Regions from separate parts of the Mus musculus genome. Here region 2 is linked to region 1. The links are chromatin loops, found by intact Hi-C in ENCODE. Cell type or tissue: gastrocnemius. All regions are shown on one strand. Each heading gives the region's core, and the rest is flanking DNA. Links, peaks and the distances in the headings are about the cores only.

Region 1 (16,523 bases), core at 3,513-11,512:
CACCACCACCACATCCTTTTTGAGAGGGAAGTTTCTACTGAACATGGAGCTAATTTGTCCAGATTGGCTCACTAGCAATTTCCATGGATCCATTTATCTCTCTATGCCTTCTCCCCAAAGCTGAGGTTACAGATGTGGGATGCTTCGTCTGGCTCTTTCATGGAAGATGGGGAACCCAACTCAAGCCTTTATGCTTGTATGGCAAGCACTTGACCAACTGAGCCACATATTCTGTATCATAGGCATTTGAAAGGCTCATTTTTGTCTCACAGCTGTAGGATAGAGTCCATCAGGGCAGAGGAGGCATGGTGACAGGGATGGGAGTTAGCTGGTCACATTGCATCTGGAGCCAGGAAGCAGAAGCAGATAGATGCTGGTGCTCAGCTTGCGTTGTCCTCTTTACTCAGTCTAAGACACCACCTTGTCAATGATGCTGCCCACTTTCAGGGTGGGTGTTCCCTCTTTCAGTTAAACTTTTCTAGAAACAACCTCCTAGACACATCCAGAGAGGTATTCCCATGGTGATTTTAAATCTAATCAGGTTGACAATGAAGATTGCCCATCATAGAGCCAGTCTGGAGAATGATAAAAATCTTACGTGACAAAGATCCAATGGTGGTCTTTTGTTTGTTTGTTTGTTTTTTGGTTTTTTTTTTTTTTTTTTTGCTTTTTTGGAGACAGAGTTTCTCTGTATATCCCTGACTGTCCTGGAACTCTGTAGGCCAGGCTGGCCTCTAACTCAGAAACCCGCCTGCCTCTGCCTCCCAAGTGCTAGGATTAAAGGCATGCATCACCATGCCCGGCTCCCAGTGGTGGTCTTGACTGGACCTTCTGTCATGAATTCCATGTACCCTTCCCTACCTTTGTACAAGTCAGTTCTTGCTGGGAACCAGTTCAAGTCTGCCTCTCTCCTGCTCTTCCTTGTCTTCAAGAGACTCCCTGCTCTGCAATCCTGACTCAGCCACTGTTGGGGGGGAATCCTCACTCAGTGTTTTGTGTTTTCTCGTGTATTTGCAATTAATCCCAATATTATTTTTCCCCAGAGCTTATGACATGCCTCATGTATAGCATATAAACTTCCAGTTTATGATTACTGATGGCCACTTCTTTGGACTAAATGACAGCTCTTAGGTTCCAAAATGTGCTATGTTGTTACAAAGAAGTAGACAACAAATGGTTAAATTGATAATAAATAAATACTCAACAAATAACCATTTCCATGCCCCCATCAAAGATGGCAAATATATTTTACTCTTCCTAGAAGGATCAATCTTTTGCAAGTTGCTTCCTGGAGCATGGTGTGTCTTACCTTTTCATATAAAGTGATATGCACTGTGGCGTGACAGCTCAGCTGATGAAGGACTGGCCTGGAAAGTGTGAGGGCTAGAGGTCTGTTGCCTAGAACCCATGATAAGCAGACATGGTAGCTGCCGGAAAACCTGATGAACTTGGGAGACAGAAACAGGGGATACCTAGAGCAAACTCACTAGCTAGACTAGGTGCAATTGGTCTGAAAGACGATGTCTCAATAAATAAAAAGTGGAGAATAACTGAGGAAGATGTTCATTTCAACATCGCACACAGACACACCTGTGTACTTGTATGCCCAAATATACATGAGCCCACACATGTGCCAAACATGCCTGCCACATATGTGCAACCATGCCCCCCCCCCCACACACACTGGGAATATAAGGTGTGATAGAACATTCTAGAAAGAAAAGAGTAATAGGTACTGGCCTAGATTATACTAGATAGGCAGAATTAAAATAGAAAAATAGTGAGTTACTCTGGCGATCTACATGGGAGTGATTCGGGACCTAGAATTATGTGTTTTACTGCAGGGCAGAGCACTGTGTCTTGAATATGGTAGGCACCCTGCCAAAGATAAGCATCAGATGCTGGTATAAAGGGACTTTCCTCCAGGAGGAAATTCTAGGATAGTTCCCATGAGCGATTGGTATCATATAAAACCCACAGTGTTTGAAACTGCTTCACCCGAGTGCTATGTCACTGTGGTTCCAGGAGTTGCGATCTGGTCAGGTTCCATAGGGAGTCAGTCACGTAGTTGACTTCCTGTCTACAGAGCACTTTGAGTCTGCAGATATCATTTGCTCTGTTTGGACAGAGGTTTGTTTTCTTTTTGTTTCTGTTTGGTTTTGTTCTAGCTCACACCTGGATCTTTCATGCACAGGAACGGCCTGGGGGATTAGAAATGCATGATTGCTTGTCCTTCTTGTTCACCGGCTCCTCAAGTAGGCTGGCCTTGCTCTCTGCACAGGCGGGCTCAGTCATACCCTATCTGATCTCCCTCTTCCGTCCCGGTCTTCCATAGTCTCACACTGTCCACCCATAAATGTCCAGCACCACAATCTCTGTGTAAGGCACATGCCTAAAAGCCTCACACCAGAGCCTGTTAATCTGTACAGTTGCATTTCAAAATTCCTGCACTGGCAAGATGGCTCAGCAGGCAAATACACACACACACACACACACACACACACACACACACACACACACATACACACAGAGTCAAGTCTTACAAACTGAGGAATCCACATAGCAGGAGAGAACTGAAGGCAAACACACACACACACACACACACACACACACACACACACACGCACACACACACCTCCTCCCCCAACCCCCCCGAATCTGATGTGGCTCTGCCTCAGCCGCTCACTATCTCCCAGCTGCTCCACAGCCTCCGTCTTTCTCAGCCCTCTCCTTCTTTCTCTTTTGACCCTAACCTGAGGTAAGAGAGTTAAGTCAGCCTCGGTCCCATGAGTTTAGCCTCAGCCCTTTGATGCTTGGAGGGAGAAGGAAGGTGATGTTGGGTGTATTGATCTGCAAGTCCCTGAGGAATGTCATGTCTCTGGTCCATCTATAGGTGACTAGACTCTGATAGAGTCTCCTCAATGCACCTGGGAAGTCCCAGTTGATTTCAGTGAGCACCACAGCTTTCCAAAACTGTGTGAATCTGGTCAGGGACGGCCACCCACTCCAATGCCAAACCTTACATGGCAGAATCCTCTCCCTTCTAAAAATTAGCTGAGGGAAGTAGAAGCTGAGGCTGTAGCTCAGTTGATAGAATGCTTGCCCCTTAAGCACGAGGTTTGATTCCCAGCAGGGCAGAAGGGCTGTGGTGGACCGTGCCATTAGAATCTTATGCATTCCCAGCATCATGGAGATGGAAATGGATTATAAGTTCAAGGTCATCCTAGCTACATAAACAGTTGGAGGCTAGCCTGGGCTACCAAAAAAAAAAAAAGTGGGGTATGTTGTGAGCAGCCCTACTTAGTTAGCTCCGCTCCGCATCATTTCCCCAGCCCTTGGTTATTTTTACTCTCACCAAGCGCCTTCCCATTCTTCAGGTGCCGGGCGAGGTGGCGTTCATTTGGCTTTGCTTCTGACACAAGATAAACGAGCTTGGGGCCCTCGGCGATTCACTCTGGCTGCCAGGGGGTTCCAAAATAGCAAACTATTTTTCATAACAGCAACGTGATCTGAAGGGAGATGCGGCAGGTGCAGTCAGGTTTCCGACCGCCGTCTGGGCCCCGTGGTGCAGGAGAGAATTCATTAGGTGTGCTCTGGTGTCCAGGAGAAAGAAGAGCGGGGCTTCACAGTGACCATTCCTTTTGGCTGGGTCAAGGTCTTAGTTCCCGAAGGTGGATCTTGTCCTTGGACAAAGAGGGAGGGTGGGCCAGCCCCAACCCAGCCACCTGACACATTCCCGACCCTTTTACAAATCTTTCCTTGTAGAAAGATAAGGTTACGAACACGAATAACTACTGTCTTTTTTTTTTCTTTTCCTTTTGAACATCACCTTGTGTGTTTAACAAAAGATCAAGATTCCTTAAACGTTTCACATTTTTGACATTTTAGTTCATTAAATGTGTGGTCATTTCACAAGGTTTAAAAGGTAAATGTCGCTTTGACTTTCTCTGCTTTCAAAGATGGGGAAGGGGAAGAAAGACCACGCTGACATGGCCTCTTTGAGTTTGTCTTGTTCTTTTGACTCATTAGAAAATAAAAACTTTAAAAATAAAAATCAGCTTTCACCACACTCTCTTCACTATTAAAAAGTTGGTCCATGGCCCTACAGCTAATAATCTCCCTTTATCCCCCATCATGAATTATGTATATGTTTTTAGGATGGAAAGTCTAATAAAGCAAAGAGGATTTTAATTTATATTTGCATAAATATGAGTTTGCTTTTGATGTTTTAGCCCACAAAGCGCCTAGGCCTTCCTAGTCAGGATTGAACACAAGTAACAGTGAAGGACACGTGAGATTCATAATAATGGGGCTTTTTCAGAATTGGGATGGGGGAGAGGAGAAAACCCTTGTAAGACAATGTCCAGAATCAAGGTCAGAATAGTGGGGGTCAGTGTTTGTGAAAAAGCGGCCTCGGTGAATTGTACTTGAGTGCCGAAGACCCCAGGAACTGACTTCTGATACATCTTAATTTAAACATTTCTATTCTCAGGGGACCAGGCAGTGGGTGGTATACACATAAGGAAATGATACAGCTTATTTTGAGGGCCTGGATCATAATGCGGTGTTATGCATTGCAAATTGTCCTGCACATTTTATTTTATTGCTTTTAGTTATTTTTGTATTATTTGATGTGTATGGGTGTTTTATACACACGAGCGCATCACATTCACACATATATATGTATATATATATATACACACACACAAATATGTGTGTGTGTGTGTGTGTGTGTGTGTGTGTGTGTGTATCTGTGTACTGAGTGTGTTCCTGGTGCCCATGGAGGCCAGAAGCATGTGTTGGATCCCCCAGAACTGGAGTTACAGAAGGCTGTGAGCAACCACGTGGGTGCTAGAAATCTAACCCAGGTCCTCTGGCAGAGCAGCTGGTGCTCTTAACTATGGAACCATTTCTCCAGCTTCCCAAATTTTATTTTAATTCTGAAGCTAAACTCTGTGTGTGTGTGTGTGTGTGTGTGTGTGTGTGTGTGTGTGTGTTCTTCAACCAAGCCACAGATATGGAGTCCAAAAGGTTAGTCAGACTCTAAAGGGAATTTTTTTTTCCACAGTGGCTTCACACTGTGTCCAGCATCAGGCATGGGGATTCTATTTCACACGTTGTTATTCTCACTATTGGTGGCCTGAGCCAAGCAGCCAGGGGAAGAACAGGCTCAGGAGAACAGGGGAGTGACTCTCTTACTGTATTACCTGCCTGAGTTTTATTTCTTTACAAGTTATTTTCTCTCTCTCTCTCTCTCTCTCTCTCTCTCTCTCTCTAATGTGGTGTGCATATGAGCATACCAGTACAGGTGTCTGCAGAAGCCAGAAGAGGTGACTTGGTCCCCCAGAGCTGGAGTTACAGTACCTGCCCAGTGTAGGTACTTGGGTCTGAATTCAGGTCTTCTGCCAGGGCACTGGAGTGCTCTTGAGACTGTGCCGTCTCTCCAGCCCTCTTACTGAATTTAGAGACTCTTTCCCTTCCCCAAACAGTGACCACTTCTTATGCTATGAGAGGAAAATAATACATCTTCCTCTTTAAGAAGAGCATTTTCAGGGCTGGAGAGATGCTCAGAAGTGAAGAGCCCTTGCTGCTCTTCCAAGGAGTTGGTTCCTAGCACCCATGTGGCAGGTAACTCACAATTCTATATACTTCCAGTCCCAGGGGATCTGATGCCTTCTCCTGACCTCTGTGGATAGCAGGCATGTACATGGTATACACACATACACACAGGCAAAACCCTCATACAAATAGATAAAAATAAATGATTCATTTTAAGCGTTTCTTTCAAAAGAGAATTTTCTTTTCCCCGGTCTCTAGGATTCATTTGCCAACTCCTAACATTTAAAATATTGTCCCCGAGTAGCTAGAGTGACTTGAGGCTTGCACCAGGTCCCCTGAGGCTTCTACCCCAACCCCCCCACCCCGAGAGTTTTCTTTGTTGAGCGTCTATAGTGCCGGCTTGCCACCATCTTCTCTCTTTTCTGTTTCTGATTTCTATGTCTCTTTTCCTTCATTAAGAAGACTTGGAAAGGCTCGGCAGAAAGCTCAGTTTGTAGACATCTTGCTCCACAAGCATGAGGACCTGAGTTCGAACCCTGGAGCTCACATCAAGAGCCAGGTACAGCTATGTACACTTGTGATCCCAGCCCTGGGAAGACAGACAGAGGCAGGGGTAACCCTGTGGCTGATGGGAAGCCCAAGCCAGTCCAGCCTAACTGGCAAGCCTTGGGTCCTAGAGAAAAGACCAATTTCAAATAAATAAATAAATGAGTAAATAAATAAACAAACAAATAAACAATACAGAGATAGCTTCAGTTACCCTAGCTTAATTGGCAATTTCCAGACCTTAGTGAGAGTCTGTTTCCTTGACTTCCGAGCAACAACACCTGAGGCTGACCCTTGACCTCCTTTTGAGGTTGATCTCTGACCTCGACATGGATACACCCATGCATCTGCACACAAACATACATGCAGCCATAGACATTTGTATAGTGTTCTCTCTCTCTCTCTCTCTCTCTCTCTCTCTCTCTCTCTCTCTCTCTCTCATGTACACACACAAACATGCGCGCGTGCACACACACACACACACAGACTTATAAGAGAGATGCGAGGCAGACACTGGTTGAGATCATTGGCCTGTGGTCACACCCACCTGTACTTTCTACTTCCTCTTTAATTATTTTCTGTGTGTCACCCTTGGCATGTTGTTTAGCTTCATAGGAAACAGGTGACAATATTGTTCCTATTCCATTTGGCAGGTGAGGGGCTTGTGTAGGACACTGTGTAAGGCATGATGTAAGTATTAGAGATTATCATTTCAAAAACCCCACAGTGCCACAGCCCAGCTTTGGAGAGCCAGTAGTGAATGAGTTTAAAAACAGTAAGGTCTGTTCTAATCTCGATCAGGACTAATCTGATTGAGGTACTTTTGATTTTATTTTTACTTCTTTATTTTTATTTTCAATTATGTGCACATGAGTGCAAGTGCCCATGGAGACAAGAGGAAGCTCACAGATGCCCTGAGGCTGGGTATGGGCTACCTGATGCAAGTGCTAGGAACTGAACTCCAGTCTTCTGTAAGAAAAGTGTTCCCGTTTAGTCACTGAGACATCTCTACAATCCCTGGTGTGCTTACATCTAGGACTGCCTGGAGATTGGTGCACAGAGGTACCAATCCTCTCAGAATACCCCAGTCTCATAGTTTGCTGTTTATACATGGCTGCCCTGCTCTCTTTCATGCAACTGGAATGGGAGACACTGGGGTAGAGAACAGGGTTTGTGGTTGATAATTTTAGTTCATTTTTTAATCTCTCCAGAAAGTGACTCAGATTCCCTTGGTATTTGGCCTGAGTGACTCTTCTCTTGCTAGAAAGGTTGAATTCTTGGCATATACCACCCCGGGAGGCTGATAATTATAAGTCACCCTGGACCTCCTATCCACTTCAAGCAGAAGGTCAGTATTTTAATGACACTGTAAAAATTTGAACCAGGTCCATTTGTGTCCCTGCTTCAAAGTGTCCTGATAGTTCTATATGCAAAAGATAGCCAAGGCTCACAAGCCTGGGTGGCCAAGATACAGGCTACACATGTGGTGACAGAGCAGAGACCTGGGCATGAAGGTCACAGACACGGAGGACCCACCTGCAACTCTGGCCAGCAGGTGGGGCCACAGCCCAGCTCCACAGCCCATCCAGGTGTGCGTTTCTGGCTGTTTTTGCTTTGGGGTTTTTGCCCTTCTGTTATTTTTTCATTCTGTAAGCTTTGTTTTCTACTGTTGCACAGGTCTTTCCCTCCCTCTCTCCCTCCCTCCCTTTGTTCCTTCCTTCCTCCTTAGCTCAGTGCTCCAACTTTCGAATGTCAGCTGTGGAGCAGCTATTTCTAAGTGGCTTCCCCAACACTGCAGGTTGAAAGCCATGCTTCCTATAGCACAACAGCAAGGGGTTCCTGTTCCCATCCCTCCCCAAGTGTCTGGCCTCTAGTCACACCCATCCCATAGGAGTTTTACAACATCTCTAACTTCATAATCTAGGCACTGTCCCGGGAGGGACAGATGTGGGCTTGCAGATGTTGCAGATGTGGGCTTGCAGATCTTTGTTGGGGATGAGGGCATTGAGAATGTCATGTAAATGAAGTCTCCAGCGTCTTTGGAGATGTCTCACTAGGTAAGAGCATTTGGCCGTGTGAACAAGAGGACATATGTTCTAATCCCCTGAAAAAGCCAGGCATGGCCACACAGGCCTGCTGTCCTAGTATCACAGAGTAGAATCAGGTAGATCCTGGGAGCCAGACTGGTTAAAATGGTGAGCTTCAGGCTTAGCAAGAGACCTTATCTCTAGGCAATAAGACAGAGAGTAATAGAGGAAGATATTCAATGTCCTCCTTTAGCCTCCGTGTGTGTGTGTGTGTGTGTGTGTGTGTGTGTGTGTGTGTGTGTGTGTGTTTGTGTGTGTTTGTGTGTGTGCATGTTTATGTGCGAGTATCAGTCTGAGCACCCATATATACATGTGAACATACAAACTACACACACACACACATATACTCTCATACATACAAAATGCACACACTTAAACACACAAATGTATATGCACATATACATATATACCCACATGCAAATATATATGTAAACACACATGCACATATATGTACACACATATGCAAACACATACACATGGTTTATGAAGTCTGAAGAGGAGTAGAGCTATTTCTAAGTGGTTTTCTAAGTGCTGCAGGCTGAAAGCCATACTTCCTATAGCACAAAAGCAAGATATTTTTGTTCCCCATCCTTCCCCAAGTGGCTGGCCACTTGTCCCATCCACACTAGAGGAGTTTTACAACATCTTTAACTTATCTTCCCTAAAGGACTGCCTGTTCTTCCTGTGATTCTGACAGGCGCCCACCTTCACACAAACACCCAAGGGAGGTCAGGCTGGGAAGGTGGACAGGCTCCCATATGATGATCCATCTTGGCCAAATCCTCTATCCTACCAGACACTGGACCACGGAGATCCCATGGTGTGTTTAGGGCAGCTCTTGACTCCTAGATGATAGCAGGAATTGAACACATCAAACAACACCACCTCTTCTAGTAACTGGGGTACTATTTGCTAATTGGCTGTTGTGACATGACTAATTCAACTCCAGTTGCTGCCCAGTCATCAGAAAGTCCTTTATTCATGTGGCTGAAATGTGCTGAATATATAGAAGGAAGTTGGGGAGAGAGGGAGATGAAAGTTGAGAGCCAGAGTCTGGTGTGAGCTAGCATTTACTGCGCATCCCTGTTCAGATAATATATGCAGAGTTTTCTTGTTTCTGAGTCCTGGTGACCCTAAATGACCAGAACTGGTAGCCAAGAGCAGCTACCTCCTCTCCTAATAAGAATCACACCTGATAGAATGTACATTTCCAATTACTATACAAAAACATTGGCAGTACTACTTTAAAAATGTACAGTCCCCTTAGGGCTCTGGATGCCCTGGTCCATGCAAATGTCTGTCATTTGTATGCAGCCACAGAGGGGACAAGGGCATCTTCCATCACGGGCTATTTAATCAAGCGAGAAGCCCTTAAATCTCCTTGCAAAGACGGGTGAGTTCTGGACTTAAATATGCGGTTGGTTGCTGTCTGGTTGGTTGCTGTCTGCACAAAGCCCTCCTTGTTTCATTCCAAATGGCATGGTGGTGTTTGTGGTGACATTTCGATGACGGGTCATCTTGGCTTTCTCCTGTTCACAGCTGGGACCTTCGTAGCATCTCCCATTAGTAATCACTGTGTTTTGTCCCCCTAGTGACTGAGTGGTTTACAAATCAAGGAAAAGAAAAAATTATATAGTCGGAGTACCAACTGTAGAAAGGAAATACAGTAAGGACACTGTGGGAAGGCACCCAGGATTACCTTGTGCAGATAACTGAAAATCAACCAAAAGGGATGGACTCAAATAGTATGCTTCACCCTGTTCCCTGACAGCCTCGTTGTCAGCCTTATTACTGAGGAGTCAAGATGTCCGCAGCATATGGAGTCAGACCATGTCCAACCACAGCCTCTAATGCAGGGGGACTGAGGAAAGTGGGGAGATTTCTCTCCACAAATGCTCATTTTTCTGGCTCATTAAGGTGACTCGAATTCTCCCTTGCTTCTTACCTCTCAGCCTATGACCTTGAGGTATCTGTGAATAAATAATTGTCCTTTCAAAGTGAACACGCAACCCAAACATCTGGTGGTCACTCACAGCATTTTTGGAAAAAAATGTCCTTTTTTAAATATTTACATGAAAAAGAAGAAAAATCTAAAATAAAAGACAAAACAGAAAATAAAAAACAGTTAACACTAGAGTGTGGAGGGAATGAAAGAATTAGACCAAAAAGGGGGATAAAACCATAACAAAGAACTGACATCAACATAACTCTTTTTTTTGTTTGGTTGTTTGGTTGGTTTGTTTTTTTCGAGACAGGGTTTCTCTGTGTAGCCCTGGGTGTCCTGGAACTCACTTTGTAGACCAGGCTGGCCTCGAACTCAGAAATCCACCTGCCTCTGCCTCCCAAGTGCTGGGATTAAAGGCGTGCGCCACCACTGCCCAGCAACAGAACTCTTTTTAAAGATCAAGGGAATAAGTTTTCGTTAGCTTCACTAACAAAAAAAAAAAAAAAAAAAAAAAAAAAACCCTGAAATTAAATTAGGAATGAAAGAAAGACATTGTAACCGATCCAAGAGAAGCATGAAGGATTGTAACAAAGTAGCCATTTTGAGCAGGAGGCGGGCTAGTACCAGGTATCAGCTCTGCCAATGCCTGATCTCGGCCATCCCAGTCTCTAGAATTGTGGAATTTAAATTCCTGCTGTTTATAAACAGCCCAGTGCATGGTATTTTGTGAGAGCAGCTACTCTAACTATAAATTGACTTCATATTGCTGGCGTGGCTGTGTCCTTAGGGATTTAGAATGCTGCGTTTTTGTGGTTTTTGCATGAGATAGTTTCTAATTTCCCCTTTGATTCCTACTTCATCTAAAAGCTTAGTTTTTTTTTTAATCTCCATATCTGTGTGAATTTTTTTCTTTTTGTCGTTCATTTTCTGTTTAATTCCATTGTAATGACTAAATATACTTATTATAATATCTTATTTCAAAATATAGTCATTTATTTTCTTTAATTAATTTATTTTTTTCACTTTAATTCTAATTGAAGTCCCCCTTCCTCTTCTTGTCCCAGTCCCATCCTTACAAATCCCTCCCCCATTACCACCCTTTTCCCCATGGAAAGGGAAGCCTGTCCTTGGCTACCACCTACACTGGGGCATTAAGTCACAGTAGGACTAAGCACATCCAGCCCCACTGAGGCCTAACCAGGCAGTCCAGCTAGGAAAAGGGGATCCAATGGCAAACAACAGAGTCAGTGGCAGCCCCTGCTCCAATTGTTAGGGGACTCACATGAAGAACAAGCAGTACATTTGCTACAAATGTGTAGGGGCCTAGGTCTAACATCTACATGCTCTTTGGTTGGTGGTTCAGTATCTGTAAGCCCTATGGGTGCAGTTTAGTTGGCTCTGTAGGTCTCTTTTTGGTGTCCTTGACCCCTCTGGTTTTCTCAGTCCCATCCTCCCACTGCTCCCCAAGACTCCTCAAACTCCATCTGATGTTTGGCTGTAGGTCTCTGCATCTGTTTCCCTCTGTTGTTGAATAAAACCTCTCGGGAAACAGCTATCCTAGGCTCTTGTCTGCAAGCAAAGCAGAGTATCATTAATAGTGTCATTTCTTTTTGTCATTAATTTTCAGTTTAATTCCAGTGTAATGACTAAATATGCTTGTTATAATATAGTTTCAAAATTTATTTTAAACATTTTAATTATGAGTGTGTGTGTGTGTGTGTGTGTGTGCCTGCTTGAGCATGCATGCACGTGGGTGTAGATGCCTATGGAGGCCAGTAGGGGGCATTGGATCCCCTGGAGTTGGAGTTACAGATGGCTGTGAGGCATTTCAAGGTACTGGGAGCTGAATCCTGGTCCCCTGTCAGAGTAGCAAATACTCTTAGCCACCCAGTCATCTCTCTGGTCTTCTACTTGATATCATTTCAATCTTAAATATTGATTTTGCTAAAAATTGGTCTTCTAATTTAATATGTGCTCTATCCCAAAGCAATATTCCATATGTATTTGAGAACGTTCAGTTAGTGTTTGTATAGACTTGCAGAGCATTTGACCTTCAGTCTTACGTTTTTGGTTACTTTGATTCTCTGCTTTGTGTTCTGCTACTGAAGAGGGTGGGAGGCTGAAAACTTGCACTCTCATTGTGTTGCTGTTCATTTCTCCCACCATCTCTTCTAAAGTTTGCTTCCTATACTCTGGTGCTCTGCCATTGAATGTATATGGATCTACACTTGTTATTCCTTCCTGATGAATTGACCATCGTATTACTATATGACACCCTTCTTTGTCCCTTTTGACAAATTTTGACTTTTCACACAACTGTTTCTTTTACCTATGCACTCAACTCATGGGATAGAGTGGCTTGATTTGCCATACTGAGTGAATCTCCCATTTCCATGGGAGAAATTCCCTCACAGACATGCCACAGGTATGCCTCCCCAATTTTCTAGATGATTCCAAATCCAGTCTAGTTGTCTGTGACACTTAATCACTACAGGGACTGATTGACTATAACCCACAGTCAGGACAAAACCAGTAGGAACCGCCCAGCACTGCCAGGTCATGTTTCCTTAAGTAGGCATCTAGAAGCATCCCGAGGCCCTTTGGTGTGCTAGGAATATTAGTTAAGAGTATTCCACCACAGTCTGTATATAGCTTTCATAAGGTCTACCAGATGTCTGCTGTGAGTTTCCAGCACATGGCAGGCACTGGACAGGCACTCCTGATGAATTCATTATCCCATGGATTCTCACAATTACCCTTTAGGTGAATGCTGTGATTATCTCCCTCTCATTTAGATTAAAACCTCATCTGTGAAATGAGCCTTAAAATACTCAGGCAGTTTGTCTTGTCAGAGGTGGCAGAGTTGAAATTGCACTGAGCTGGGACTCACATACAGGTTGGTTGGGCCAGGCACCCAATCTCTCAAACATCCCAATTATACTACATCTATGCTGAACTCAACTGTGCAGATTTTTCAGAGTCTCATAAAATCCACAGGTGGTGCCAGTCATTCAACTCTAAACCTTGCTTCCAGACTCCGGCTTGTGGTGCTTCTCTAGGATTTTGTTTTGCCGTTCCCCTGTGGGTTGCAGAAATGCCAATCGTTTTATATCACTCTGCCTAGGGAGGTATATGTTATGACTCCAACAAAGGAGGTTGATGTATTTATTAAGACATAAAATGTTACTTTTTTGTCTCATAAAATTCTAGTTTAGAGCAATTCAAATTCATCCACATTCTCCTTGGTTTTATGTTGTGTTATGGACCTGGTGCAAAGGCTAGCTTCATCTCCTCTTGGAGGGACAAACTCACACATGATAGATGATATAACATCAGAAGTAATTACCGGGCAGAGCAGCACAATCTCAGATGTACATGGTCACTGATAGAGGAAGATATCCTGTCTTCCCAAGGTTATTTGATTTTTTTTTAAACTGTAGTCTGAGGTCAAACCACTGCCTATTTTTCAATGGTAAGCTTGCATTAGATAATAGAAATCTCCTGTACATGACATTCAGCTTGTAATGTCCAGGTGTTCAGACTATGTGGAACCTACAGAGTTCACATTGCTGGTCTGTCCTGTAGAAAATTGAGTATCCCTGTTTTTGAAACAACATCTCCACGTCTAGGCACTGAGTCCAACACTCTCTAAACATAAGATAGAAAAAGGAAGGTGTTTCCCCTGCCTCTGTTCTACGAACACAGTTGCTATCTTACCTACTTGGCTTAAAGACAAGCCATCAGGAGTTCCTCGTAAGGCTATGGTCAAATGTGGTGAAGCCTCTTTTAGGATTCATTTTGCTCTCTCGTTGTTCATGTACTGGGAAGTTCCTTAATATGTCCTAACCAGGGGAAAGATACTTCAAGTGATCATAATCTAGAATTTAACTTTCTACAATAATGTTCATTTCCAGTTCTTTTTGAGACAGCATTTCAGGTAGCCCAGGCTGGTCTCAAGCTTGCTATGTAGCTAAGTTTGACTTTACACTACTGGTCATCCTGGAGTGCTGGAATTAAAGGCATCTTTTTCGCATGGTACTGAGTTAAATAGGTTTGAAATGAGTGAAGCATTTCACAGTGCTTGGAGTTCACTCTAAACATGGACACACACATGTCATCATTTATAGAGCTGAGACTTCCTCCAAACTGCATTTACCCCAGAGTACAAAGTGTCTAGTAGTCCATGAAGATGAGGTATTCCTCCCTCCTTCATGCAATCACTCTTCTGGTGTTTGTAAAAGATTAAACCCAAATGTTAGGAATGATGGACCTGCTGAAAATGTGGGACAGGGCAGCTCTGTCCTTTGTCAAATCTACAGCTTAGTTCAGGAGATAAGAAAAAAATGTTGCCAATTTGAGTTTTATGAATGTAACCAAGATACAAATGGCAAGGATCTGGACCAAAGGTAAACAAACACACTGTCATACCCTTCAAGCACATTGTCCAAATCTGGCCTGGTGACTGTTTTGTAAACTTACAGCCACACTCATTTGTAGTCTCATTCCTCATGGTGGATTATAAATCTGGGTAGTTATAAGGAAAATAAAATAACTCACAAAGTCTAAGATACTTATTAGCTCCACCTTTATGTAAAAAACATGCTGACTTACAACCTAGGCTTCTCCAGGAAAGCTTTGTGGTAAGGCTGATGGAAAGGCTACAGCCACAGCTGCTGGTGATAGCAGCTTAGTGTTAAGGGTGTTGGGGGACTGGGTGCCAGTCTTACCACCACCACTGTGACTAGAGACTTTGAAATCACAAGGCATTTCCAGTTCTTTTTGAGACAGCATTTCAGGTAGCCCAGGCTGGCCTCAAGCTTGCTATGTAGCTAAGTTTGACTTTACACTACTGGTCATCCTGGAGTGCTGGAATTAAAGGCATGCAACATTATACTGAATGGATGCAGTGCTGAGATTGAACCTAGGAGTTCCGACATGCTGAGCAGTCTTTCTACAAACTGAGCTACCTCTCCAGACTGCACAAGTGTGTGTGTGTGTGTGTGTGTGTGTGTGTGTGTGTGTGTGTGTGTGTTTTACTACCTATACATATATTTTGAAGGAACTCAAAGTGAGAGTTTATGATATGAAATATGATTGTCCCCATCTAGGATTGACAGGCTAAGTAAGGACAGGCAACATAAGTGGGATATAGAAGTTAGAGGGAGAAGTTAGAATTAGAGCAATTCTTTGTTATTGTGTGGAGGCATTGGTGGTGTGGGCTTGTACAAGTCACAGAGCATGTGTGAAGGGAAGACAAATTTTGGAAGTTGGCTGTCTCATTCTACTACAGGGCCTGGAGATCAAGTCCCCTCAAGTTGTCATGTTGGTACAGCAAATTCCTTTACCCACTGAGTCATTTCCCTGGCCCAGATATTAGTAAATCTCAGTAAAACTGAACATTTTTAATACAAAAGAATTGTTATATGGTATGGCATTTGCCAGAATTGTTACTGGTTAAAAAGTATTTGTGGAAAGAAATCAAACCAAGGGGGGACACACCCTCAAGGTTCTGCTAACAGAAAAGGGGCAGCCACTATCTTTTTCAGGAAGGAAAGTCTACTGGCTGCTTGTTTTCCTCCTCTTTTGACTCAAAGGTCCTTTAAAAGACATCCTTAACAGATGTAGCAGGTGACCCTTTGAAACACATCATGTGTCTGGGGAATATAATTCATTTTAATATCTTTTCACCTAGGAAGCAAGGCTTAACTCACATTTTGTGATCCACTTAGTTGATAATATTCTTCTAAATTTTTTCCCTGGCTGGCAAAAAGGAAGATAATTTAATTTGAAGAGAATATATTCTGGGGGACTTGAAGTGCAAGTCCCCCAGAATTTGACAGCAGAACAAGCCCAGCGAACAGAAAACTCATCTCGCTTTTCTTGCTAATATAGGCGTCAGGGAATTTATAAGTTGGGCCGTCAGTCTTCGCTCCACAGAGTAATGTCAGCGTCGTTGATTCTAAAAGGCTGACATTCATTAAAAGAAGGTGGTTGGATATGTATGTAGAAGGGTTTTTGACAAATCAGCCAAGTGTCACCATTCTGGAAGGGATTACAGAATGATGCCGTCCGACTTTGAGCTCTCTCTTTAGGCTGAATGGCTCTTGTCTCCAGGAAGTGTGTAAAGGGCTGGGTTTTGTTGCTGTTGAGGAAGAGCTGAGTTAGCTTTCTCATTTTTTATCAAAGCCAGTGAGAACTTTGGAGATGGAGAGGGAGGTAAGACTTACCCTGATCCAGATGTTGCAGAAACTCACTTATCAACTTATCTATTAAAATGTTATATACATGTGCATCTGTTTACCAGGAAAAGCGATTATAACTTATCCCCAGTCTACAGAGTGAGGCAAAAGAGATCTCATCACTTATGTATATAATGGAGCTCATTT
Region 2 (16,523 bases), core at 4,186-12,185, 100 kb after region 1:
TAGAAAGAGGGAGGTTGTATTAAATTCATATTCAAAGAACAGAGAATAAACAGGTTATACAAACACAAGGCCTACCTCCAGTGAACTACTTTCTCCAGCAAGGCTCCACCTCTTAAAGGTTCCACAGTCCTCCCAAATAGTACAACCAACTGGTGATCAGGTGTTCAAACACAGGAGTCTTCGGGCGAAGGAGGGCATCTCACATTAAAACCAGAGCAGCAAGTGATATAAGGGAGTGGCTTCAAACTTTAGCATTTCTCTACCATGCATACTCAGAACTGTTCTCTATGCCTCCCTTGTCTATGGCCAGACAGCCTGTCTGGAACTAACAACCTACCCAGTCTTTATTATATACTAGCTACTGTTCTACTTGTATTATCTGACTCAGTCCTCAAAGTAGTTAGTGCTAGACCCACTTTTTCAGGCAAGAAAACCAAAACTTCAGAGAATCACACAGAAGTCTCAGGAACACACAGCTCTCTCTGTGTATTAGCCTCACATTGTGAAGCAGGCCATACATCCAAGTGTCCCCCATTTAACTGGGCAGTGTCTCCTAAAGCCTCTTCAAATGGCCCATCACAGCAAAGTGTCTTTAGACTCACTATGTATACAGTGATGACATTAAACTTTGGAGACTCTTGTTTCCCATCTGGGTGCTGGAATTAATGCCATACACCACCATTCCTGGTTTCATTGGTGCTGGGTATCAAACTCAGGGCTTTGTGTATGCTAGGCAAACATCCTACAAACTGAGCTGCATTCTGAGCCCATATCATGGACTTTTAACAGATTTGCCCTTTGTTATCTTGAATTTCCATTTAATTCATATGATTTGTGAATTTTCTTCTCAAACATATTTTAGTCTGGTTAAAGTATCGGCCTTGAACACTTGTGCTGTAGCCTACCAGAAATTCATGAGAGAGAGGTGACACAGAGGAGGCAAACCTTCTTTCTAGCCACAGGGAATCTGAACTCCTCCTTAGTTCTGAGTCTTTCTGTCTCTCTTTCCATCTTTCACTGGGTCTCTGTCTCTCTGTCTCTCTGTCTCTCTCTCTCTCTCTATCTATCTATCTATCTATCTATCTATCTATCTATCTATCTATCCATCCATCTCCAGTAAGGACTAGTTGACTCTGCTCTGACACATAGGAAGTTCTGACTGAGAACAGCATCCACCTACCTCTTAGCAGTAGCTGGAGCACAAGTGGCATTTTGTGTGTGTGTGTGTGTGTGTGTGTGGCTTGAATTGTGTATGACTCACTCTCCACTGCTGAATGCAGGGTCTTCAGAGATGGGGAGATGGTGCGGCTGAACAGAAGACATTTTCCCCCCTTTCCGGAGATTACACAGAAAAAAAATGAAGGCAGAACTTGCAAAGTGGCTTCTGTGTTCCTGGAGTTGTCATTTTTATCACTCTGTTTGGCTGTGAAGCTGATTTTCACACAGGCCTGGCGGTTGTGAAAGTAAACACAAGTATAGCATTAATACCCTGCATATATTTCCGTGGAACTGACACTCAGTTGAAGTCAAGATGTGGTTTGCTTACTCACTGTTCTTGGAAGCTGTACACACTGACTTCATACTTATGTTTCCTCATAGACTTTCCAACTAACAGTCTCTTCTCCTCGACTTCGACAGGGTTTTTTTTCTTTTTTAAACAAATGTAAGCATATAAAATATGCTCAAAATATCAAGTGAGTAATTTGCAGTCTCTTCACTTTGAGAATCTGCCAGGCCCACTCACAGCGGCCTTCTGAAATATTTTGTGCTTGCAGATTTGGGGTAATTCATTTAGCCCTTTGGGTTTGTAGGGCATGGACTGAACAAAGCTGTCATGCCTTTCTTTGAACTAGTCGCCCCTATTTTGTGAGAAGCCTCACCTGACCAGGTGACTGAGCTGATGGCCTAGGTTCTCCAGCCACCAATCTTGAATGTCTTAGGAATGGGGCAGGAGTGTCTCAGTCATGGCTGCTTTGATTGACAGGTGCTCATACCAGTGCTATAACTGTGCCTGGCATGCAGATGCCACTCAGTTTTGGTAACGCCCAAATTTAACTTCTCCAGCAGTGGGTTAATGACTTTTTTTTCCCTGTAGTAATGACCTACTGATAGCTTTGTAGTCTGAAGCCTCTGTGGATGATTAGTGCACATTTGATATTCAATTGAAAGATACAAAACCCTAATCCTTCACTTTGCAACCTACTTGGGAGGGGACAATGAGAGATCTGACAAAAGACATTAAAAATTCAGATTTTGTGTTATAAAGAGGGTTACAGGGATAGCTCAGTTAGCAAACTGTTTTCCTTGTAATCACAAGGATATGAATTCGATCTCAAAAAACCATGTTTTATTCTTTTAAAACCAAGTGTATTCAAACATGCTTAGGTTCCTATGCTAGGCAGGCAGAGTCAGGGGCATCTTAGTTAGCGTGACCTGCTTGGGGAGCTTCAGGCTAGTGAGAAAGAAAAGGTAGACAACAACTGGGGTCTTCTGACCTCCACATGCTTGTGTACACACACACACACACACACACACACACACACACAATCACACCAGCACTCACATATAGACAAACACAGAAAGAGAAAGACACATACACACACAGAGGTCAAATTTTAAAAAGTCCCCCAAATAGCACAGTGATTATAAATTGCATTTGATTATAGAAAGTAAAAAGGGGGCATAACTGATCTGAGTGGTCTGCATATGTGGTGTCTCCTCTACACCAATCTCCAAGCTGCTTACTCTCTCCTGTCTCATGTTTCAACAGAGTCTGAATCTTTACACGGGAAGGAGGTTGCTAATGTTTTTATTGCGATCACATTAAGGCCTGTAGTATGTGTTTCTCAAATAGCTTTATCAGCCCGTCCATCTTTCCGCTCACTGAGTTCATCTTTCCTACCACCTGCCAAAGCATATTGCTTTCCTCCACATGTGTCACAGCTCCCGAATGGCTGCTAGCAGGCATGTAATATGTTCACAGCTATTAAAGATGAAAACATTTTTCCAAGTGGGTGGTGGTTAAAAGATGTTTGTATATCAATCTTGTATCTGACCCCCATCCGGAAGTCTGTTTCTGTTCTTTTGATGTATACTGCCTATCTCCATGCAGATGGCAACATATGCATTTTGCTTGCTTTTTCCTCAAGTATGTGTTGTGTGTGGGTGTGGGGTGGGGGTGGGGGGGTACGCACTCGTGCTCGAGCATGCATCCATACAATCTCACATGCGTATGTGTTAACCTACAGAGACAAGAAGGGAGTAACAAGCCTCATGGAGCTAGAGTTACACATATTTTGGTGTCTCCTAACATGGGTGCTGTGGTCTGAACCATGGTACTCTGATATATCAGTAAGTTCTTTTAACTATGAAGCTATTTTCTCCAGATCCTCAAACACTGAATTGTTGAATAACATCTCTCCATTCTCAGGGGATTGTGTCTGTATTCAGGTGCTGCCTATTGGCTTACTGATTGCATCCTAATCCAACTAGCTGTGGAATACAATATGAGTAATTGTTAAAACCCATCCTGCTCTGGGATGCCCTCTACAATGGGTATTAGAAAACCAGGGTGGAAGTCTATTGGGCCTTTCGGTTTTACTCACTTTTATGTTGATATAGAACTAGCAGTGTGCCATTTGACACTAGGATGCAGATATAATCAAAGCATTAGTTGACTCCACCAGTTCAATGTAATGAAACATAAGGGTTTCAGGAAAAAGCCTCAGCTTTCATGTGTTTCAAACGATGACTAGAAAATTCTAGAAAAATAAGAAATAACTCAGAGGCTCAGAGGTCTGAAACAAGGTGTTCTGAAAGAATTAGAAGTGACTGCAATGCATAACAAGGAGGATAAGTGTAGAAAGTCCTACAAAAGAAGCTGGAGCACCTGACATCAACAGACAACAACCCTCAGCAACTGGGTGGATGCTGAGGGCAGTCAGATCCTTCAGTGCATCCATAGCTACCAGGATCACCCGGACTCCAAGAGCCATCAAATTGCCAAGTCTTCTTAAATTTTTTTTAATTAAATGTTTTTTTCAATTTTGATTTCCACAAATTTTGAGTTAGTGGGGGAATTATTTGCTGCCTAGCTGGTAATAAATTGGTTGGAGAGTTATTTTGGGTTCTCCTAGACACAAACCCAAAGACAAGGATTTGAGCACACGTAATTTAATTGTGAGGTAATCCCAGGAGAAGGTGAGTAGAGAAAAGAGAGAAGGCCAAGCAGCCAGTGGCATTGCTGCTGTGGTAACTAGAGTCTTCAACTCAGCTGGAGACGATGGAACGGGAATACGATCCTAGGATTCTTCTACCCATGGGCTGGGGAGGTGACTTAGACATCAACACCTGCTGGTCATTTGTGACAGAGTGCTAGGATCGAGAAGCTGGCCAGTCCCTTGCATGTATGACCTGATCTGTGTGTAGGCAGAGGAGATGCTGGAGCTCAGAGTTCTTATATGAAGCGATACATGTAGGAGCTTGGGAGGTAGTGCAGTCTATACAGGGCGTGCCATGGAAGCAGGAGCACCTGACTTCAATCCCCAGAACTCATTTCAAAAGTATTCTTGGTGTGCTGGAGTCCTTGGTGTGCTGGAGTCCTTGTAATCCTAGTTCTTGGGACACAGGGACAGGCAGACCTCTGGTGTTGTTTGGCTAGCCAGCCTATCCTGCTCGGTGAGTTCTAAGTCAAGAGAGACACAGTCTCAAAAAACAAAACAAAACAAACAAACAAATAAACAAAACAAAGCAGACAGTGTCTGAGGAATAGCACTCAAGGTTGTCTTCTGGCCTCCACATGCATGCGTGCACACACACACAAACACACACACTTCTGTACACAACTCTTACACATCTATATATACACACTCCCACAAAGGAGGTGCAGATGGAAGTATGTCCAACAGGCACTACAAAAGGACTAGGGCACCAGCAGCCTCTGCTATTGACTGGTATTTGCACCCTAGACAATCTTAGAGTACCTACAAAGACTTGCCTATGTAAGTCTTCATTGTCTTCCACAAGTACATAGAATGTTAAGGCTATAAAGTATGACTGTCTATCTTGTTCAAATCTCTCCATGTCATGCTTACAAATGTCACCCCAGCCTTCTTTTAATACCTAGGGACTTCCTCCTTTCTTCTAAGGACACCAATAGCTTCTCTGGATGGCTGATTTAAAATGTATCTGTTGATAGTCTACAGAGATTTGCTCCTATCCATTGGCTTTTGGCTGCCTGCTTACAGCTCCTGAATTCTCATTTCCATGGGTTTCCAATATGTGTGTCAGAATTACCAAAGGGGCCTTTAGAGTACAAGTAATATACCAGGGCTTGCTTGGGATTTGAGTCAAGACTTGGAAAGTCATCTCAGGGTTTTCTTATCTGACTGGTCCAGCTCGGGTCTGTGAAGTAGTTTGGGACCAGTGCTCTGTATGACATCCTTTAGCCAAAGCCAAATGTAGGCAGCCATGACATCCGTTCTGTGAAACCCCTATCCCCAGAGCTCTCCTCTGCATCGGCAGGCTTCCCAGTCCCTGCAAACACTGCCAAAGAGTGGATCTGGGTCCCTTCAGCATTCCCTTCTCTCTTCTAAATATAGGTGTGTCTATTTTCACATGGAAATGTAGCACCAAGAACCAAACAGAATTATGATCTGAAAGTGTGGAGCACAGGAAAGTGATCTGCTCTTATTTTCCAAATGCTGAAATGTAGTTAGTGCGATGTCAGGTCATGTGACCAGTGTGAGGCCAATTGGATTCCTAATGAACTAACCAGTGACAGGAGCTTCAAATCTCCCTGTTCTTATTTTGGTAGTTGGATTTCCACTTTAACTCCTCTTTCACATAAGGACTGTATTACATCGTTTAACAGTTTCCTCAATTGTCTGTATGGTCACCACAACATCTACCATAGGGCAAATGTGTAGAGGGTGAAAGTTGATAAAAATTAGATAAACTGATATGATTAACATGCAAGTTAATGTAGTTTGTAAAGTCTTGCGAAGCTCATGATCTATTAAAAATAATAAGAGTGCACTTAGGGAGATAGCTCAGTGGGCAAAGCATAAGCTTGAAGACCAGAGTTCAAATCCCTGAAACCCATGTAAAACTAGGTGTGAGAGTAACCTTCCTGGGTTTTGGTGGTGGTACAAGTGGTTGTTGGTTTACTGTTTTGTGATGTCTTTCTATTGTGTAGGCCTGGCTGTGCTGGAACTCATTGGAACTCAAGACCAGATTGGGCCTGGGCCTCACAGAGATCTATCTTTTTCTGCTGGGGTAAAGATGCACACCACCACACCCTGGGGACTTCCTGCTTTTATTACTATAGTCTTTTGTTGAGGTGTGTGGCAGTCACTTAAGAGTTCCAAGAAGCTTGAAGGCCTGGCTTATGGAGCAAGATAAGACCTTGTTTCAAACAAGGCAAGGAAGGTGAGAACCATTGCCCAAGGTTGTTTTCTAACCTTTGCATGAGCTCTGTGGACATGTACACCCCTTCCATACACAACACACAACAACAACAACAACAGAAGGTAAAGAAGTCGGGTGTGCAATAAGGTGATAGCTTCAGTTTTGCCTTTAGGTTTAGCAGGCAAGCATGGAGCTCAGAAAGCACACTAGAGGCATACATAGGGTTGGAGTCTAGTTAAACGTTGTAGAGATGTTTTTCCTAGGTCGGGCTATTATTCATAGATTGTATCTGTGTGTTGTAGTTACAGGACAGTCACTTGGGAAAACAACAAGCACAATGTAAACTGTGCTTGGCTCTGAAGACCAGCCGTCCAGGTAACCCAGAGACTGTTCTCAGTATATACATCCATTCAGATACTCCTGAAAGATTTCAAAATGAAGTTCAGGTATGTTGCTTCAGTCGTGTTTTCTTGATGTCATAGATTAATGACCAGGTAAGGAGCATGGTCTAGTCTCAGAAACAAACCATTAGCAAATTATATTTCTGTGTATAATTCTAGTCCTCAGATTATTTGGTCGCCTTAGTGCCATTTGGTTCCATCAGAAGTTTTGCCTCAAGCCTGGCTTCCTTTAAGTTTCTATGAATTGTTTGGAGATGTGGATGAATCAACTTAGTTTAGGCTAATCTACCCCCAGGTAGAAACTTTTAGGGAACACACATGCGTACAGAGTACTTTAATTCAGAAAATAAAGGTAAGGGGCTTACTTAAGGGTGGGAAAGGTACTCAGTCATTAAGAGCACTTACTGCTCTTACAGAGAGTGAGAGTTTAGTCCCAGCATCCACACACTGACACACAAGTACCTGAAACTCCAGCTCATGGGAATCAGAGGTACATATAATGCCTATAAATGCATGTCGGTTTATAAGCACTTACACAATAAAGCAAATATAATTTTTGTTTTTTAAAAAAGATGAGCTGAGAAGATGACTTGACAGTTAAGCACACATACTGCTTCTTCGGAAGAGTGGCATTCACTTTTCAGCACCCACACTGGGGAGCCCACAACTGCCTCTAACTTCAGCTGCAGGGTATCTGACTCCCTCCCCTTGCTTCCTCGGGCAAGGAATTGTACTTGTGTACACATATCTCCCCTGGGTCCCCACATGTATACGTACACATAATTAAACATGAAAAGGAATATGATAGTGCAGGGTATGTTCCACTGGAGAAGTCACTCCTGGGATTGAGTTATCCCTTAACACAGCTTTCAAACTGAGCTGAGGAAGTCCAAGGTTCTCCAGACTTTGGGTGTGTATCTGATCTCTTCTGTAATACGACCTGCTTTTAAAATATTTCTCCCACTCAGGTTTCCCCTAGTTATTCTTTGAGCATAAATCTCATCCTCAGATAACTTAGGCATAAAGGAATCTGATGGAGGAGTAGAACAGACTCACCAAGTGTCTCCTCCTCATTACAAGTGAATAAGTAAACAGAGAACCATAAATAATCCTATCTATGAAAAGAATAGGGTGGGGTTTCTTTCCTAGATGACCCAAATAATTATTGAGGCATTAGGGGAGTCTTGATATTTGAGACATACAAAACTCAGTACAAATGTCTGGGTATGATGTCATTATTTCCTACCATATAAAACCTCTTCAAGTTTTATCCCAAGGAAGTGGGATCAGGAGTGAATTCGTCCTGTTGAGATAGTGTGGTCACGATTTTGCCTTAAGATTTAATTAGGGTCTTGATATAATTTTTGCCTTAAAAGTACTAGTAGTACATGCTCCCCTACAGTTTATGATGATCTGAGGAAAATGACCCTCAATGGCTAACACTGATGTTCTAGAACAGCTTTTGACCTGATTAGCACAGCACATAGTTTGATAGGTTTTTTTCTATCAAACATTAAAAATCAAATGCCTGATCTGTTGTCTCATTGGACTCCCACACATAGATTGCTCAGTCAGTGTCTCTCAGATGGTAAGACGTGATAGATCCTGATTCCCCCTTTGGCATCAGGGGCTCATTGTAGACAGTGTGTTACGGAGGGTGGAGGAGGAAGCTGGATTGCTTCCCAGTGCAGCAGGTGCTGATGAGATGCTAAATATATATGAATCACGTCTGAAGTTGAGAACTACTTTGGCAGTGGTTATGCCCCTAAATCTCTCTACAAAAATAAAGGACACCCCTCCTGACACTGTGGGTGCTCCTGACAGGTGCCCTCAGCTGTCAGCCTTCTTAGGGTTGACTGAGCTTCTCAAGACTGTGCCTCTTTGCACAGGAACCCTTCAGCGAATGATTGGTTGAGCCAATGATTTGAAATGCTACGGCCCCCTCCTGAACTCAAGATAATACTAGAAGGGCAGCCTAGCACCCAAGCTCTTCTGAGGTTTTGGAGGACTTTTCCTAGGACTCCATCACAGCTCAGCCATCTCCCTCTTTGCAGTTCTGGTTCTTTTTTCTCCTGTAGCTGTCAGTGCCAAGAATTATCTATGACCGAAACCTGTATGCTAGGGTCATGAAGATGGCTTAGTAAGAGAAGTGTTTGCTGTGTAAGCACAAGGACATAAATTCAATTCTCAGAACCCACAGGGGTTGGAATGAAGAGATAGATAGCTCAGTGGCTAAGAGCCCTTGATGCTCTTTCCTGAGGTCCTGGGCTTGGTTTCCATTCTTAACTTCCTGTAGCTCCAGATTCAGGGGATCCAATGTCCTCTTCTAGCCTCTATGGATACATACATATACACAGACTAATTAATGCTGTCTTCTGGTTTCCACATGTGTGTGCAAACAAGTACATGAATATTCTTATGTGTTAGTGAATTTTATGTCAACTTAACACAAGCTATGGCTATCAGAGAGGACAGAGTCTCAATTGAGAAAATGCTTCCACAAGACTGGGCTCTATGTAAGCATATAGGGTATTTTCTTAATTAGTGATTGCTGTGGGAAGGTCTAGCCTATTGTGGGTAACATCAGTTCCTGTCTCCAAGGTTCCTGCTTTGTTTGAAGAAATACAGTTGCTGTCCTGTATTCCTCCAATAATGAACAGTGATATGGAATTATAAACAGAGAAACTCCTTCATCCTCAACTTGCTTTGTTTGGGACATGGTGTTTCATCACAGATATTGTAACCCTAACTAAGACACGTTACATACATGAAAATACAAAACCTGCAATGCTAACCTCCATCTCAGAGCCAGCAAGCCTGGGGAACCAACACTTTGGTGCAAGTAGGTCGTCTTGACTTTATGTTATTGTATTGATTATAGTTCTACTCAACTTTTGACCCTTCCCCCACAAAAGAAGGATGAAGTCAAAATCAACATCTTAGTGTCTTCAGATGCCACTCTGAGAACATGGCATTTGACCCATACTTATGTGGCTTTTTCTATCATACGAATGATAAAGATTTTCCCTAAAGGTTCCCAGTCCCTCTTCAATGGGATTCTGAAGTCTTAGGAACCTCATTTGTTTGACACCCCCATGTCCCGGTCTTCTGAAGGACAGCTCCACAGGAAATTCACTGCCCTGAGCCATCTTGACATACTGACTCACTCCAGAGAGCCTGGGGCTTCATTCCTTCCCCAAACTGACTCCTCCACGGCCGTGACAGGAATGTGACAATTATTAATAAGTTCAAAATGGTCCACTTGTATTTCTTCTTGGCTCCTAGAGAAATGTGTCTCTGGGAATGGTTCCAAGGTGTTGTTAGTTCTGTCCTCTGGCGGATCCACAGGTCCAGCCAAAGAGCGTATGTGCTCCAGACCTGAATGTTCTAACAGCCACAGCTCTGTTCTGGACATGGAGGACAAGCTGAGTCCTTCAGCCTCCACTGAGGTCACAGGGCTCAAAGTTGTGTGGCCAGTTTTGCCAGAGACTGTGTTCACTGTTATGGTATCTGTATATAAACTCTTGCACTGAAGTCTTTCCCAGCCTCCATGTCAAGCTGCCACCGGAAGTCAGCTGGACAAGGTACTAGGTCTTGATGGCAGGTTTCTCCTAATTCGAGTTTATCTTTTTGGTAAAGAACAGTAAGATGGTCAGCTGTGTCAAATGTTCACATCTTAGATCTTCTGGAAATGCTCTTGATGTGGTGTCTTCCAGGGCTTAACCATCATCTGGGCTAGAACATTCTCAGCCAGAGAACACCCTATCACAGTTCCTTTACTTTTGCTGTGATAAAATAGACTGACAGTCAAATTATAGAACAATGGGCTTATTTCAGCTTCTAGTTAAAGGGTATAGTCTATTGTGGTGAAGAAGTTACAGCTACAGACACTTTTTTTCAGACAACTGCGTCCAGGAAATGGAGCATGAACAGGAAGTAGAGCTGTACTATAGAAACTCAAGGCCTGTCCCCAATCACCCACTTCCTCCATCTCCTAAAGGTTCCACACCATTCCCAAACATGTAACCAGCTGAGAAGCAAGTATTCAAAACCACCTTTAGAGGACATTTCTCACCTAAATCATAACAATTCTGCCCTCTATTACCACCCAATACCATCTCTTTACCTCATGTTCGTCTGCAAAAGAATTTTGAATGAATTATTTCCCAGCGTCATCTAATCCATTTGAGGTTAAAATGTTAGTAATGACATTTCTGTCACGACAGCAGGACACAACTTTGTATATACTATGACTTTTCATCTCTCCCACTATCACAGAAAAAGATACTGCCTCCAAAAGTCCAACACTGAAGCCGCCCCAAAGAGGCCAAGTAAGTGTAGAGGAGCCTAAATTGTTCTGGCCACATGATCAGCCAGCAGGCAGTCGCCACACTGGCAGTTGAGCCAGGACCCAGCTGCATTGCTCTGATATCTTTTGCCGCCTTTGTGTCGAGGGCAGGCCTTCCCAGTCAGGCATCCCCAGCCACTGACTGAGTGTGGCAGCAGTGCCAAGACAGGCCCATTCCCAGGAGACACAGGACTCCAGTGACAGCTGACTTGGCTAGAGAATTCTGTAGTGTCCTTGCCTAACCTTTTGTGTCCCGTATGGCAACCTGAGGGCTTCCATCTGACTCCTTCTCTCTCCCTTTTCTGCCCACAGAGATGCAGCTCCCAGGGCAGTGTGACTGCTGTCCAACCTCTTTCTTTGCCCCATTTTTGCCCTCATAGGAAGTTCCCTTGATAAATCCTAGAGCATCAAATCCCTTCTTGGCTTCTGCTTCACAGAATCCAGAATCATAGACTGTGCAAGGATGGGATTTTTATGAATTGGATGTGAAATGTCCCTAAAAGCTCATTTTTCAAATCATCTTAGCTGCCAGCATCTTCTGTTTGCTAATTCCTTCTATAACTGATTCCCATCTCAGATGAGTTAGAAATGGTGGTCTCATAGCCTGGGAGATGGCTCAGTCTATACAATGCTTGCCTTACAAGCATAAAGACCTGAGTTCAATTCCCAGCACCCATGTAAAAATTCGGGCATGTTAGAATGCTCTTATAATTCCAGTGTTGGGCAGACAGTGATAGGAAGATCCCTGGATCTTACTGGCCAGCCAGCCTAGCCTCATTAGTGGGTTGTAAGATAGAGGAAAAAAGGATGTCTTAAAATCAGGGTGGATGGTGCCTAAGGAAAAGTGTTCAAGTTTGACCTCTAACCTTCGAATGCAAGCACACACACAAACATTCACATGAACCTGCATAAACAATTACACCAATAAGAATCTCTAAGCACACACATGCATACACACACACACAAAACTATTTTTTTAAAAGGGGGCAAGTGCCAGATAATAGCACTAAAATGGTAAGTCTAATAGATTAAATATTAGTCAGAACATTTCTCTATCTTGTCAGTTTTCCTTCCTGCTCCATTAGATGGGAGCTAAGAAAAGAACAAACTAGTGCATGAGAAGAGCTTAGTACATGCCATGTGTTTGCTGCAAATAACTTTCACAAGAGCATCAACACACATAGACAGGAGAGGCATCTGAGGTATGGAAGGGGAATATCATTAATCCAAGATTACACTATGATCCAGAGATGAGCCAGTGCACAAAGCTAGGCTTTTAGGACCTCAAAATGCATACCCTGTGCACTTGAAAATTAAGCGAGGGTTGCTACATCCACCTTCTGACCAAGGCATGAGGAAGCAAGCCTCAGGGCCATTCCCATGTAACAATCAGCCAGGGGTGAGTCCTTTCTGCCCTTGTGAATAGCTCAGCACTGTGAAGATTGTTTCTAGGGTCTCTAAACCAGAGGAGTGACTTGGTCTACCTGTAGAAGGATTTCCAGAATAGTTATCAATGCCATTTATAGCAGGAGGGAGTGGCAGGGCAGGAGCTGGTTCACGTATCTATGAGGATGAGACCAAGAAACAGACAGTAAAGTCTTCCTCTGGAAATCATAGCTATGCACTTTCTAGTCACTGGAACATCCTTTCACAACCCCCAGGTCCTCCCCTTGTGTGATTTACTTGGTCCCAATGTCATCAACAGACAGATATGAATGTGACTGAATGGGTTTGGAGTTGGTAAACTATGGATAGCACTCCAGAGTGAAGCACAGTTTTCTAGAGAAACAGGCTATAAGAGATAAGGATGAAGCCGATGTGGTTGCCAATCATCTGAATCTAATCCAAATACTGAAGAGGCTGTAATACAACCTGCCATTGTATACAAAAGCTATTCAATATTGAAGGGATCAATCAGGATGTAGAGGTTCTTGAAAAGTTTCTACATATTCTGCTATCACAGAACATTATGCCCATGTCTTTCCCCTCTTTGTTTCTTCCAAGTCTCCACCCCTTATATGAAATCCATTTTGAAAGTGAGGCTTCATATGCTTTGAATGAGTATTCCCAATAAGAAACAAATTGAGACCCTAGTTTTATTTCTTCTGAGAATATTTATTTATAACTTATATAAATGAGTACTTACCATTTGATAATATTTCAAAGCATTTATGTATTTACATCATGCTTTTCTTTCTCTCCTCCTTGAAATGGGCTCATTCTCATATCCCAGCCTAGCCTCAAACTGGCTGTGTAGTCAAAGATGATCTTGAACATGTGACCTTCCTACCTCTTACTCCTGAGTACTGGCATTCCAGACTTGAACAACCATCCACTGTTCATGGAGTGCTGGGGAGTGAACCCAGGGCTTCAGGCACTTTGGGCAAACATCCCACCAACTAGCTATATTCCTATTCCTTGTACCAGGTTTTATATAGTAGGTGTGACTCTATGTTGATAGATTTTTAATCTGGTCTTATTAAAAAGCTTTGCCTAATCTCAAAGTAGCAGTGTCCCAGCATTTTCTCAATTTCATTTGTACATCGTATCATTAGTATGCTTTATCTTCAGTGAGACAATTGCTCACAGGTCTCTTGTTTTCCTGCCTATTTGGTGGTAAAAGGAGGAGGAGGAATAAAGGAGGAGGGGACGAAAAAAGAAAAAAGGTGGAGAGGGAAGGAAAGAAGGAAGGAAGGAGAGGAAGAGGAGGAAGGAGAAGGAGGAGGAAGAGGAGGAAGAGGAAGAGGAGGAAGGAGAAGGAGGAGGAAGAGGAGGAAGAGGAAGAGGAGGAAGGAGGAGGAGAAAAAGAGGAAGAAGAAGGAGGAGGAGAAGAGGAGGAGGAGGAAAAGGAAGAAAAGGAGGAAGAGGAGGAGGAGGAGGAGGAGGAGGAGGTGAATAATAAGAGCCTCTGACAGCTTCCATGTTTCCATTCTGGACTATATTTTACTTGAAACACAGGGTCTGGCTTCCTCTAGAACAGAGAACAGTGTATTTGCCATCCGATATGATAAGGATGATGTCATCCCCTAGAGCTCCAGTTGGCTGGGCTTTCTCATAGGACCATTATAAAAGATTTGGCTTTCACTCACTCAGGGTCTCTCAGCCACAACACAAGCACTGCAAGGCCAGGGTCTTCTTGTGTTCCCACAGTGATTCTGTGAACTTGGAGACAGCTAGCTGGACACACATGAGGTTTCATGCTACTTGCTGCCTGATGTTATACTTTTGTCTCTGACCCAGGGTTCTTTTGTCCTTTGCCAGTGTCCATGTGGTTTGTCAAGTTAGCATTGTCACAAGGAAGCAAAATGAGACCCCGCATGATTTTTGACAGTATCATTTACACATTTTTTGAAGTGGAATGTAACACTCTCCTAGACGTGTGGGTATTTAGTTTAGTTTGGTTTGAACAGTATGACCCCGTCCCATTCATCTAAAGTGTAAATACTCACTAATTTGTCTCAACAAACTGCCATAACCTGGGCAAAGACTTGCTGGGCATGTCTTTATTTTCAGGAGCAGAGTCTTTCTCAAAGATGACTTGCTTGGTCTTGGGTCCCTCAGATAACCTGATACACATCAAGGGATGCTATGACATAATCTTTAGTCCACATTCTTGGTATTTCTTTTTTTCATATAGGGTTTCATGTGAGACCTCAGGCTGATCTCTTTGAAATAATTATGCAGCCAAGGATGAGCTTGAACTTCCGGTCCTCCTTCTTCTACCTCTCTAATGCTGGAATTACAGGCATCCATCCCTATGCCTAATGTATGTAATGCTGAGGGTTGAGCCCGAGGCTTCCTGTGTGGACGAATTTTCTTCCAATGGAGCTGAATCCCCACCGCTGGTGAAGCTAATTTCTCTGCAAAGAAATGACGTCGTCATCTCTTCCCACTCCTGGAATACTTTTGGATACCCCTGCTCTCAATTCTATATACTTACAATGAATGATCTTCTGAAATTCATTGTGTGTTTAGAATGACATGTCACCCCACTCCATTAAAATGTATCATTTTTGCCTCATACTACATGTGAGCTCCTTCGCTTTGTTTTGCATTGGAGTTAACTGTGTCCTATATGGATTAGGTACATGTTCATATACCCCTGTTATAAAAAAAAAAGTGGACCCTCCCATCTATACAGTCTCCCTTCCATGACTGCTTCTCTGTTATATAGATGTCAAGACAGAAATTGGGGTGACAGGTGCTCTGTGCCCCTTCTGTTGCCCACTCTTAGGGAAAGTAATACCTTTCTTGATGAGAAAACTTAGACTAAGCCCCCTTAGTTTTTATTATGACTTCAGGTTTGAAAGGGAAATTGAATTTCTTTTTAATGAATCCTGCCTTGTTCTGAAATAACAATAGTAAAAATTTAAATATAGATTTTGTGTTTTGGAATTCTGGATTTGTGGAGAGAGAAGATTGGTAGGTTTGGGGTCAGGAAGGGACTTTAAAAACCAAAAAGCAAATAAAGCCAGCCAGATGTCTCTGTCCCACTCAGGGGCACACCCATACATGGTCAAGTTTATAGGGATGTGCAGATTAAACCATCAATCTCACTGTTCCCATGGTTAAGATATGACACATGGTCTCTGAAGGGCCAGGTAAGTCAGACTGGAGCCCTTGAGTATGGCCATACTTGGTGCCTGCCAATCTGGAGAGAAGCTCATTACCATGATATACTCTGAGATGTCACTGTTATGTTCCCTGACTCTCTGTCTCAAACTCTGCAGCATTGTGCCTTAATAGAACCCAAGTCTGAAGTCTTAGATGGTGACCACCTACCCTTGCAGAGGTGAAAAAGGACATTGCTTATGTGCACAAGGAAAGGAAAAGTGAAGGATATGGCTGAGAGACAGAGAGAAAGATAGAGACAGAGAGACAGAGAGAGAGACAGAGAGAGAGACAGAGAGACAGAGAGACAGAGACATAAGAGGGAAGGGTGATAGGAAGAAGAGGGAACATGTCCAGCCAGGAGAGGGAGGTGGGGTATGATTACAGATGTAAAATCTCTCAGGTCCAGTTAGATGCCCCATTCGTGTTCCATGGTCAAGCCCTATACGGAAATAGTTCTGAGAACTACTAAATGCATATTTACTGGAGGCTGCAGAGACCCATGACAGGCAGATTCCTGAATGCAGAAACTAGGGTGTGGGCATCAGAGGGCAGACAGGCAGTGGCAATAGTTACAGAACGATGGTGTTTGTGAGCCTTTTATTACTTTTGCATTGTGAGGAAGTCCTGAAACCTGTTGTTCACTGTTTCTTCTTCTCTTTAAAATTCCAGGAATGACCATGTCCTTTAGTTATATCTAGTTGCTAATGTGTTATAATATATTGCTCACCTACCTTCAGAACTTTGTCTTTCAG

What was found. A loop is a pair of places that touch in the nucleus more often than their neighbours do. Peaks named below come from ENCODE experiments on the same cell type or tissue, not always from the same donor. Only the 100,000 strongest peaks of a DNase experiment are listed, where the experiment ranks them.
Region 2: a loop joins it to region 1, with 3 times the contacts of the local background. A loop is called at or near these places in 2 of 42 quality-filtered maps.

Annotation. Positions count from the first base shown.
Region 1 is chr9:68,246,764-68,263,286 of GRCm38, forward strand. No RefSeq gene overlaps it. Among named protein-coding and RNA genes, the nearest start is that of Gm22382, 26 kb to the right of the region's middle. In gastrocnemius, for the core only: a CTCF peak has its summit at 7,657 (motif pointing right); a DNase peak (open chromatin) is centred at 7,652; H3K27ac peaks cover 314 bases.
Region 2 is chr9:68,346,141-68,362,663 of GRCm38, forward strand. No RefSeq gene overlaps it. Among named protein-coding and RNA genes, the nearest start is that of Gm22382, 74 kb to the left of the region's middle. In gastrocnemius, for the core only: no CTCF peak of the experiment used is centred there; DNase peaks (open chromatin) are centred at 8,498 and 11,302; H3K27ac peaks cover 4,663 bases.